Linked DNA regions of Homo sapiens: regions 1, 3 and 4 are each linked to region 2. Evidence: chromatin contacts called from ENCODE Hi-C data. All regions are on one chromosome and are shown on one strand. The core of a region is the stretch at or near the end of the contact, and the rest is flanking DNA. Distances in the headings are between cores, read along the strand shown.

Evidence for each region. Hi-C counts contacts between places; a loop is a spot of excess contacts on that map. Pooled maps may share reads with other maps.
Region 1: a loop to region 2 is called in a pooled map, with 4 times the contacts of the local background. The contact joins the promoter of CP here to the enhancer-like site in region 2. A Hi-C loop is called at or near these places in 4 of 37 single-sample maps with no recorded cell type and 4 of 50 pooled maps.
Region 3: a loop to region 2 is called in a map with no recorded cell type, with 11 times the contacts of the local background. The contact joins two enhancer-like sites. A Hi-C loop is called at or near these places in 5 of 37 single-sample maps with no recorded cell type and 3 of 50 pooled maps.
Region 4: a loop to region 2 is called in a pooled map, with 5 times the contacts of the local background. The contact joins the promoter of HLTF here to the enhancer-like site in region 2. A Hi-C loop is called at or near these places in 2 of 37 single-sample maps with no recorded cell type and 4 of 50 pooled maps.

What each region holds. Positions count from the first base shown.
Region 1 is chr3:149,220,339-149,223,198 of GRCh38, forward strand. CP (ceruloplasmin) reads right to left here and starts at 1,491. Exons shown (of 19, transcript NM_000096.4): 1 at 1,309-1,491. The coding sequence starts at 1,454.
Region 2 is chr3:148,318,101-148,321,072 of GRCh38, forward strand. All of the region lies in intron 3 of LINC02046 (long intergenic non-protein coding RNA 2046), which reads left to right. All of the region lies in intron 2 of LOC105374148 (a long non-coding RNA gene), which reads right to left. Among named protein-coding and RNA genes, the nearest start is that of LINC02046, 39 kb to the left of the region's middle. RefSeq lists an enhancer at 1,307-1,366. Within about 2 kb of position 1,276, at least 2 of the 41 ENCODE cell types and tissues checked have a DNase peak (open chromatin) inside an H3K27ac peak, as active enhancers do.
Region 3 is chr3:149,244,473-149,247,172 of GRCh38, forward strand. It overlaps the pseudogene CPHL1P. Among named protein-coding and RNA genes, the nearest start is that of CP, 24 kb to the left of the region's middle. Within about 2 kb of position 1,404, at least 7 of the 41 ENCODE cell types and tissues checked have a DNase peak (open chromatin) inside an H3K27ac peak, as active enhancers do.
Region 4 is chr3:149,085,252-149,088,187 of GRCh38, forward strand. It overlaps HLTF (helicase like transcription factor), which reads right to left and starts at 1,282. Exons shown (of 25, transcript NM_003071.4): 1 at 1,066-1,282. The coding sequence starts at 1,085. It overlaps HLTF-AS1 (HLTF antisense RNA 1), which reads left to right and starts at 1,081. Exons shown (of 3, transcript NR_046648.1): 1 at 1,081-1,227. RefSeq lists enhancers at 609-1,126, 1,032-1,241, 1,127-1,644.

The DNA.
Region 1 (2,860 bases), core at 241-2,740, 900 kb after region 2:
GTGTCTGACTTTTTCCTTGGAAATAAAAACCACATATAATTTATATTATATTTAATCAAGAAAATACTGAATCCATGCAAAATAATGTTTCTGGTGAAGCTGTAAAAATATGTCATATTCCTTAGAAGATAATACCACCTTAAAACCAGGTTAAAAAAGAAATAATTACAAGATGTATTAGTTTTATTTACAACCACTTATCTTCAGGTCAGAAACTTTCTTTATTGTATATTATTAAATTCATAATATAATAATTGGATATTAGTATCTGTTATGTATTTATTTTTATGGTGAAAAATTTCAACTTTACATAATGTTAAAGAAAATAGTATATACTCATCAATAAGATTCAATAATTACAAACTTCGGCATCCTTATTTAGCTGTTTTTTAAAGATATAATCTTGGCAGCTGATGGTCATTGGGCTTGTTTGTGTTTTATTACCACTGAAATACATTTTAATGTAGTGAATATTGATTTTGAATTCCAAGTTCCCATTTGGTGGTTAATGTTTAATTAACATCATTAAAAGTGAAGACCTCAGTATAGATAAACTTCTGTACAAAAAACTTCAAGGAGAACTAAACTTTTTGTTTTACTGTGTAGTGAATATTGCTTTCAATAAGGGGATTTTCCAACTGAAAAATGAAGACATTTAAGTTACATGGAGCTTTTTGAGGACCATCCTAATAAGTACCTGACATTTTTTTATGCACATATGTGCCAAGCATTGTACTAAGAGCTTTACATGCACCCGCTCTTTAAATAACCCTATGAGCTATGCTTATTATCCTCATTTTACAAATTAGGACCCTGAAGCTGTGAAAGATTAACCTACTTAACTGTCTGGAGTCTCTCAATAAATATCAGGCAGGATCTTATTTGCTAAAATTGTATTTTATTTCTATAAGTGATGTTTTGAAAGATATAAAAAAATTTTATGCCTATCATGAATAACCATTAAATGGTGCAATAAACATAACATTGTATACAGTAATTGTTTAAATGAAAGAACTTCTGCATAAACACATAAAAAGACAGATTCCTAATCGGAGATGCAGTTACGACCATGGGAGGTAGTAAGATGTGAACACAGATCCCCAGGAACAACAGGAAAGAAGCAGGGTAGTCCACCAAATAAAAAATATACAGGAATATAAAGGAGATTGATTCAAGTGTCTTGGGTTTCAAGCCCACATTTTGCAGTTTCTGTATATAAGAAATTTTAAAAATATTTCATCTTATTGGCTCTATCCTTTAAAAATAACTTAAAATTTTGGTCTATAAACAATAAAAATAGTGACTTACGTGTCAACAGAAATAAGTTTCTTTTCCCCATGGTCAGAGGCATAATCCCAAGTCGTTTCAATAATTCCAATGTAATAATGCTTTTCTTTCGCCCAGGCTGGGGTACTACATAAAAACAGAAAAATACCAAGTATCAAAATCTTCATTTTTTTCCCCTTCTTGGAGCCTGAGAAGAAATGAAGTAAAATCAGGAGCAGGCAATTTTATAAATAAGACTTTCTTCCTTATTTGCTTGATTGACACAATTTAGTGTTGCACAAGAGTAAATTGTTTCATTAAAGCAAATATTTTCCAATTCAGTTAAGTTCTCGTAAACCACCAAAAAAACAGTTCTTGGTTGCCAGGCTTCTCTGACTGAAAATAAAAAGTCAACAGTTATTGTTGGAGGCATTAGGGTGTGCATAACTCTGTGCCTTTTTCCATTCATTGTGTAAATTCCAGGAGGGCAGAGAACGTGTCTAAATGCTCCCTTTGTTCCTCTGACAATATGTCACAGCACAGTGTCCTGCAAACAGTGCACTTTTAGTAAATCAGGATAAGAATTATGTAAAATGAATCAAAACATGTAGCTTTTTACTACAGTCATTCTTAATGACAGGGATACGTTCTGAGAAATGCATTGTTAGGCTATTTTGTCATTGTGTGACTATCACAGAGTGTACTTACACAGACTTATATGATATAGCCTACTATACATCTAGGTAGGCTATATGGTATACCTATTGCTCCTAGGCTACAAACCTGTACAGTCTATAACTATGCTGAATGCTATAGACAATTGTAACACAATGATATTTCTGTATCTATACATATGCAAACATAGAAAATGTACAGTAAAAATATGTTATTATAATCTTATGGGACCACCATCACATATGCAGTTTGTCATTTACTCAAACATTATTATGTGGTGCATGACTATTTCTAAAAGTCTAACAAATGATTAATTGCAGCTTTATGATATGAAACATGATATCTAGCATGCCAAATTTAAGTAAACAAAAATAAGAATTTAATTTGGAAGAATTTATCTGTTTTATGAGCTTGGACCAAATCTGCATAAAAACTTTACCAGATCATTCTGTATTGCTATATGCAAATAACTAGCAGAGCCTAACAGGGGCTAATAACTTTGTTTTAATCATCAAATAAACAAACCATAACTAAACCTGTCTTCAGAGGCAAAGATTAGTCTTAGTAAATAGAAAGTACCCCAGTTTATCATTAGACTGAAATTTTTCTCTTTGAAGTGGATATGAATTTTAAGGTGGAAGACTTTTTCTTAAAACCCTGTTTTTAGTCAGGAAGTATATGTCTAAAAGTATGAAATGGCTTTTTTTTTTAGCTGAAGAAAATCCTGATAACAGTTGACACTTTGTGTTAGTATAATTTTTTTTCTCTCAAATACCTCAAAACGTTGTGTATTTGCTGAAGGCCACTTGTTGAAATAGATTGGTATAGAAGAAAGCATGCGATATTTGAACAATTCCTTCATTTAGGAAATATTATTGAATGAGCCAAGTTCTGTTCTACTCACTGGGAATACAGCAGT
Region 2 (2,972 bases), core at 26-2,525:
TTAAAAGTCCTATCTGAAATTTCTTATGGAAAATTTCAAACAAATGTTAATTCTGTAGCTTTAGTGGTTGCTTGATACCATATGCCTGTATTTTTGCAAAGCAACTCAAGGAGGCCTTGTATGTTTAGTTATTATTCTTGCTTCACTTATGTGAACCATTATCACAAACCTGAATGAAACAAGCCTTTTTGTGAATAAGAATAACCTCGAGAAAGAGAGATATTATTTATGATCATAAGGGGAGTAGAGTGACTGCCAGGAAGAATTGTGGATAAATTTTTAAATGTCACAGAAGAAACGACTAAATGTCCTTTCAATGGGATGCTGGGCATTACGTAACCAGTCCTCTGGGAATTGTGTAATTCCATGATTTGTGCATGTTTGGTTATCTTTAGATGGGTGTCACTTGTTTCTTGCTCATAGTAATGCAAGTGGTTCATTTTCATGAAAAAGAAAATGAATTTTGACAGGCAAAGATATCTATATATAGATATATTTAACATATGTAATAAATTTAGCATATATATACAAATTTAACATATATGTTAAATTTACTATATTAGATATATAACATATATTAAGATATCTATAACATAGGTATCCTATATATTAATATACATATCTTAATATCTAATATAGATTAACATATATCTTAATATATTATACATCTATTATATATATTTTATATAATATATAAATAAATATTTAATAGATAATCTTTTATCTTTTATCAGAAGTTTTCCTTCAAAAGACACAACAGAAAAAGTGTTACAATTATAATTTTGGAACATATTAGTGCAACACATATGACTGACGATTATTGCATCCAGAATATAATATATAAAGAACCACTGTGAAGCCCTAAGAAAACAACAGCCTCAAAAGTCATTTTATTTATTAGGTATTTGAGGTATGACAATATTACTCCCAAACTCAGCAACTATAAAACAGTAAATACTCATTATCTCACAGATTCCATGGATCAGAAAGTCAGGTGGGTACCTCTGACCCAGGGTCTCTCACAAAGCTGCCATCAAGGTGTCAGGAGATGCTGTAGTCTCCTTCGCAGGCTCTGCTAGGGGAGGATCCACTGTCATGCTATCTCATACGGTGGTTGACAGAATTTAGTTCTTGCCAGCCCATTGAACTGAGAGCCTCAATTCCTTGCAGCTATTGGCCAGAGCCCTCCCTCAGTTTCTTATCTTGTGGGCCTCTCCATATGGTAGCTCACAACCTGAGTCCTGGATTCTCGCAATGTGAGTCCATGAAAGGGTGAGAGAGAGGAAACGGAAGCCACAGTCTTCTGGTAACCTAATCTCAGAAATGACATCTCATCATTTTCTGCCTTGTTCTATTTCTCATATGCAAATCACTAGGTCTAAGTGCTCACTCAAAGGGAAGAGATTACACAAGGAGGCAAAGATCACCGGGGTCCATGTTAGAGGCTGCCTATACCGGTCAAGAGTAGAAATTTATAGAACAAGAAACACAGAGTACATAAACCTATTAAAAAATGTTTAACCTTCTTAATAATAAAGAAAATGCAAACTAAGACCACAATTTCACAATCACTAGTTTCATTTTTAAAAGTAGAAGTCTGACAATACTATATGTTAGCAAGAATTTGCAGAAATGAGGAAGTGATGGGAATGTAAACTGATACTATTTTAGAAAGTAATTTCTCATCACTTAGTAAAGTTCCACTGACTCATAATCTGACTCAGTAATTCTTCTCCCACATATATAGTCTAGAGAAATTGCACGTGAACATCAGATGTTCAAAATGTTCTTAAACACATTGTTCATAATAGCAAAAAACAATTAGAAGCTTAAATAAATAAATGAGTGATGGCAGATTAATACAACAGAGTACAGTACTCAAAACTGCATATATCAATAAATATTTGTGAGGAAATAAAGTCACAGAAAAGAAATATAGTATGATCCAATATAAATGTTCAAAAAAGGAAAAGCTAAGTAATATCTACTTTAGGAATGCATTTACAGTATCTATGGCTACACTATAAAGAAAAGCAAATTAATGTGATTATACAAAGTTCAAACTGCTCGTTCTATGTGTGTGGGAGGGAGGGAGATGTTATGGAAATAGGCTCATAAGAGGCTTTAACTTTTTCTTCAGCTGAGTGATACATACATGAGTATTCATTTATTATTTGGTTATTACTTCTAAACCACACACTTACATCGTATACATTTTCAATGACATGTTTTGCATTTTTAACTAAAATTGATGAATTTCTTTGACATGAAGAATATTGTATATGTCACAGCATCCAGTAAGGATTAACCAAAGCAAGTCATGACTGCATTATACTAATGGAAAAGCATCTCTATAAGGACTTTGTTATAAGGACCCATCAAAGATTGATTCAATAGCTGTTCATATTTTCATGAATGCATTCCCTGAATATAATGGGAATATTCCTGTATTATAGTCACCCTTATTGCTCGTCTTCAACTGTTTTTAGTATGTTAAATATTTCTTTTGTTAAGGAGAGTATACTGATGTTATGTTTCCTAAACTACTTTCTCTAAAGAAGGGAATAAGTAATTAAAGTAACATGATTATCTGAATTTAATATCACATCAATGAACCCCACTTCAGTTCTCTCAATAGTATCTAGTGTTTTTAAATAATCAATTTACGAGAAACAAAAAATGAATGACAGGATTCAAATACGCAAAAACTTAAATGAAACAAGGGAATTCTTCAAGATGTGTTATACACATACTATTTATTCAAATAAATTAGCTTGTGTTAAAAGTAAAATCTTGAAAATAATAATACGGTGTCAGAGCAAATATTATTAAATTAATTACATAAACCAGCACCATGTTTAACTTAGCAAAATATTAGGTCTAAATTATTTGCCTCCAGTGACCCCTGAAAAGGGTTTATATTTGTGGTTTGAATATAAGAAACTTAGAAATGCTAATCATTCCATCTGGAA
Region 3 (2,700 bases), core at 154-2,653, 930 kb after region 2:
GATCGTTCACTGTGGCCACAACTAACATTTTCCCCCACAAAATAAAAGAGGTAGAATCCGGTTTTAGTTTTTAATGAGGTCAAATCCTGAGTTTTTAATTATCAGGATTCTGAGAGTGAAGAACAAAATATTTGACATGCTCAATGTTTGATTGAAGAAAAATTGTAACCTCATTCATTAGAGTTGAAGTCTAAAGAGAACACCAAACCTCTGAAAGGGATTTTAGATACATTTTTCAGTGGATTTAGCTCTATTTTTGACATTTTAATAAAAAAAGAATTTTGGTTTTAATTAGAATTCCTGGCATTGAAGTTGGTTGGCAGGAAGTCTAAAGGAGTTAGTCCCTTCACCTTTGTGCTTTTGCCCCTGCAGCAGCTTTTAGTTGAGAGTCTTGGTTTGTTTGTCTTCATTTTGTTTTTGAATTAAATCTCTGTGTAGATTCTTGTTCCAGGCAGAGTGGGCCAAGATAAGAGTTCAAATAGAATACTTGCACTGTTTTTTTTTTTTTTTAGTGCAAATAAACTTGAACCCTATAGTTGAGGGTTTTAAATATAAACACACACACACATACACCCCCCTACACACACAATATGTATATATATATTTCTTATTAATCATAGAATTATACCATTCTTTATTTATGATTACTATTGTTACTATTATTATTATTTAGAGACCAAGTTTTGCTGTGTCACCTAGGCAATGGAGTGACCATAGCTCAGCATAATCTTGAACTCCTGGACTCAAGCAATCCTCCTACCTCAGCCTCCCGTAGCTAGGACTACAGGCATGTGCCACTGCGCCTGGCTAATTTTAAAATTTTTTGTATAGACATCAGCCACCACATCCAACTGAATTTTAAAATTCTTTAGTGTATGTTGTTTTCTGTAATTCGAATACTATTCAGTGGAACAAAGTATAGTCTATTATTGTATAATTAGATATATTTTTCAATTCACAGTGAGATTATGCAAAGAATTATAAGCCTAAGTAATCATGAGGTAATAGTTTATTTTGCTCTTGAAAAATGCAGACCAATGTAGGAATAAAAGCTGAACAGTAATTAAGTTACTTAATAGAAAGTTTACATGGAACTAAGGTTCTTAAGAGCAATGATAAATACCTTCTTCCTTCCGTTATAATTTCTGGGAGGAGATAGGATAAGAACTGTTATTTGATTTAAAATTTACCTTAGCCACAGATACAGTTGAATAGTAAAACCAAGGTATGCATTCAAAGTCCAGTGAGGTAGGACCAGTTCTATCAGGTATCTGCCAAGTATATATTTGAATCTCTCCTGAAATAGACAAATGAAGTGTATTTAAATAGAGCTTTTAAAATCAGACTTCTTTACGGAGAACCAGACAATGAGCAAACACTAAAGCTATAAAAATAGTAGGCAGCATAGTCCTAGCTTTCACTTCTGGTTTCACTTCTTGCTTTGTGATCTTAGTCAATGTGGCAATTACTCAATGTGACAAAGCCTTGAATCCCTGCTCTGAACATTCCAATGTGTGGATCACATGTACCTCCTCCCTGCCCTCAAGGCTGTGCATATTAGTCCTATTGGATCTTAATTCTATATTCTATATTGCAGTGAAGTTCTTTTGCTCCCTCCCCACCGTAATTCTGTATCTCCCACTTCCACAGATCCATGGGAGTTATAGTCCTATGACATTAACCAACCCCACCTCCAGCTCCCAAATCTGTAACAATCTACTTAGCACTAACCCTTGCCTTCCAGTACATCACACAATGCCTGGCATACAGCAGGTAGAGTACTCAGAAGTGTTTGTGGAATGCATGTAGTAGATCCTTTCTTAACTAATCAGAGCAGTGGACTGACTTGCAAACTCCCTTGATATGAGACTTAACAGACCACAGGACTGCTTTTAAAAACAAAAAGAAACATTTCGCCCACCATCAAAGTCTATTGTCAGTCCCTCTGCTTTACAAATCTTTTCTTTCTGAATTTGGCTTTCATTGATACTCTTAATTTCCAAAACTACTTGTTTTGGTGAGCAACTATAGTGGACATTCTGATGCCACCCCTAGATTCCCAATCAAGAATGAAGAACATTTCACTCCAGCAGGCGTCAGCCTCCTTTAGAGAGAGCCTTGGCTGAAGAAAGCTACCTTGCTCAAGATTGCATCTAATGACTGCTTCAGGGACATAACAGCCCAGCTCTCTCACTCCAGCTTAGGAAAGCTGAAGGTCACCCTATCTTCAGAACTGTGTTGGCTGTGACTTCTGTTGAGGCTGCATCTCTGCTTAACCTCACTCCCTGTCCAATCCTACTCATTTCTCATTCTTTCCATATTAGTTGATTCCAAGAGCACTATCTACACACAAATCCTCATATCACAGTCTGCTTACTGGGCATTTTTAAGTAAAATATATTAATGTTCTTCTGAGTTAATTATGTTGAATGGCATGCTGTATAGCAGTGATTCCATTCCACGGAAATGTTAATACATGGGGTCCATCATTTCCTCTTATTGGCTCAATCCTCCCCCACTTTCTCACATATTGCATCTTGTACTCAACTCCTACTTTAGCACTTTAGTTGGAGAGATTGTATATAGTATAAGAATACCTGGCAGCTGGACAGGTACAGCGGTGGGAGGGAGGGTGGACCTAGAGGAGAAATTCATACACTGGGGAGGTAGGCCCTGAAGACCAAACCTTCACTTCACAGT
Region 4 (2,936 bases), core at 32-2,531, 770 kb after region 2:
AGGCAGAGGCAGGTGGATCACCTGAGGTCAGGAATTTGAGACCAACCTGGCCAACATTGTGAAACCCTGTCTACTACAAATACAAAAATTAGCCAGGCGTGGTGGCGCCCATATGTAATCCCAGCTACTCGGGAGGCTGAGGCAGGAGAATCACTTGAACCCGGGAGGCGTAGGTTGCAGCGAGCCGAGATTGTGCCACTGCACTCCAGCCTGGACGACAGAGCGAGACTCCATGTCAAAAAAATAATTTAAAAAATGAAATCATATGCCAAAATTTCAATAGGGATTGAGCTATATAAAAGACTTATAAAAATACAACTATTAATGTACCAGAAGTTGTTTATAATTTTCCAGAAAATACATCCAGCATCCATCACTGTAACTCCCTGCGAGCAGAACACCTATTCTGGTATCCAAACCACGCCACCGTGGGAAATTGGCCCCAAGCCACCCGTACCCGCCTTCCGTCGCCGGTTTAAGCATAACCCCAAACCCATTAGGTGTAACTGTTTCGGGAATGACCATAAATACCAATTTGGACAATGAAAAGTGAAGGGGAGTCTACTGGAGCATTGCAAAAAGTTTCCATTCTCCTAAGAACAGTCGCTTATTTGCGATGCGTTTTCCTTGCAAGTGGCGCATATCTCTACTAGCGCCTCTGCAAATACTTATCTGCACGTCTGTGCATACAGATAAGCTGTGAGCCACTTGGGGACAAGGACTGTCTTACTCGGCCCTCCACCGAGCACAATGCCTGGCGCACAGTGGGTATCTAATGGATGTTTTGTTAAATAAAGCACTGGCCGAGATGCTTTAAGCCCCAGGCCCCCCACAGTCGGTGACAGAGATTTCCCAAGTCCCTAACACGGGACTCGCCCTAGGAGCCCCTACTCGCCAGCGAAGACAATGCATTTATTTCTCCGGCGGCCACATATGCGACCAACAGAACGAATACAGCTGCACAAATCGCCCAGGGAACGCAGAGGAACGCGGGGAAGGTCAGGTTCATTTGGGGACGCCTCCAGGCCGTTAGACCGAGCGCCCCACCCCCTCCGCCCCCTTCACCTCTTGAACATCCAGGACATGGCGCTGAGTGGGATGACAAGAGGAGCGCCTCGGCTCCCCTGGATCGTTTTCGAGCCGCCTCGATACGCCTCCTTCCAGGCCCCGCAGCCCTGAAGCCGGGGACAAATTCCGAGCGCCGGATCAGGAGCGCACGACTGAAAGGTAAGTCGCCGCGAGTCCAGTCAGACGTCGACGCCGTCTCCTTCTGCAACAATCTGGGAGACCAGCGTCGCTCTGTGACTGGCACTAGGAAAGCCCAATCACGAAGAGGAGAGTGCGGAGCCAAACCAGTCAGAGCACAGAAGGGAGGGCAACTCCGCCCCGCTGCCATTCAAAGACGGCGGGGGGTCCGGGCTGCAAGGGTGGTTCCATCCGGGTTCTTCCCCGCCCCCAAGGCGGGCGCGCGGGAAAGCCACGAGGCCCCAGGAGTGCGACTGCGGTGCCTGCGGTGCCGGTGTTTTGTTTGATTCCCTGCCTCAAACGGAGGGAAACGACCTTCCTTTATCCTACGAGTCCTAAGACTGAACCCCATTCTAAAGGCTCTACCGTATCCTTCCTCTTATTTTCTTCTCATCTAATGTGGCACATAATAGGGCCTTATACTAAAGGAGCTCCACGGTTTACGAGACCTAGAGCTACCGGCGAGATACTTTACTTCATTCCCTGTGGTGAACCGTGGGGACTTTCGCTCCAAATTTTCATGTTAAGCCTCAGCGTATGCATGAGACACAACGAGTTTGGAAAATCTTAAATGGAACTTAGAGTCCCCTCCCCACCTCTTTTTGTTATTTTTAAGGAAAATTTTCCTTTCTTGGTGCAGGAAACCCATCACATGTTTATTACAGCTATGGGGGCGTTTGCCTGAAATGGTGGACGGGACCATTTTCCCCGTGGGCACTTGGCTGCTCCAGCCAAGAGGGGGAGGCCCTTGTTTTCCTCAAGGAACTGCAGAGGGGCGCTCTGAGGCCCTCCATGGCTCTCTTTCCAGAGTCTGAGGTGACCGGAAGGAGAATGCGGCCCTGGGACCGTCAACCTTGGACCAGCTGCAGCCGACGCCTGGCAGGGCTGGTCGCTTTGCGTTGAGGAGGCTGCTGTCCCCGAAGCTGGCCTTTTAATCGCACAGGGCAGGAAGCTGGTGGTGGCGCCCAGCTGCACAGGCGGCACCATGTAACTGCCAGATAATACTTGCGCGTCACAGAGAGGTCCATGTTACACGCCTGTCAGCACAATAATATTAGGTGGTCAGCTTTTCTTTTTTCTTTTTTTTGTTTTTTTTTCTTTTTTATTGAGATGGAGTCTTGCTCTGTCCCCCAGGCTGGAGTGCAATGGGGGTGATCTTGGCTCACTGCAACCTCCGCCTCCCGGATTCAAGCGATTCTCCTGCCTCAGCCTCCGGAGTAGCCGGGATTGCAGGAGCCCGCCACCACGCCCAGCTAATTTTTGTATTTTTAGTAGAGACGGGGTTTCACCATATTGGCCAGGCTGGTCTTGAACTCCTGACCTCAGGTGATCCGCCCGCCTCGGCCTCCCAGAGTGCTGGGATTACAGGCATGAGCCACCGTGCCAGGCCGGTAGTCAGCTTTTCAAGACACATTTGTTCATTATCGTAAATAAACTGTAGTGATCTCTAATCATGAACCATGGATGAGCAATAGAATTTGAAACAATGTATTATTTCATTTGACCAAAGTTGATGAGGAAGATAAAGACAATGGCATTTCAAATTATTTTAATTGTTGTATGTTCTTCTTGAAGTGTGTTGAGGCAAATGGCAATACAGTTCAGCTTTTAGTATGCCAGATTTTAAATAAATTCTTGGAAAATATGCCAGAAATTGCTCAAATTGATGTTTTGTAAGAGTAAGAAAGTCA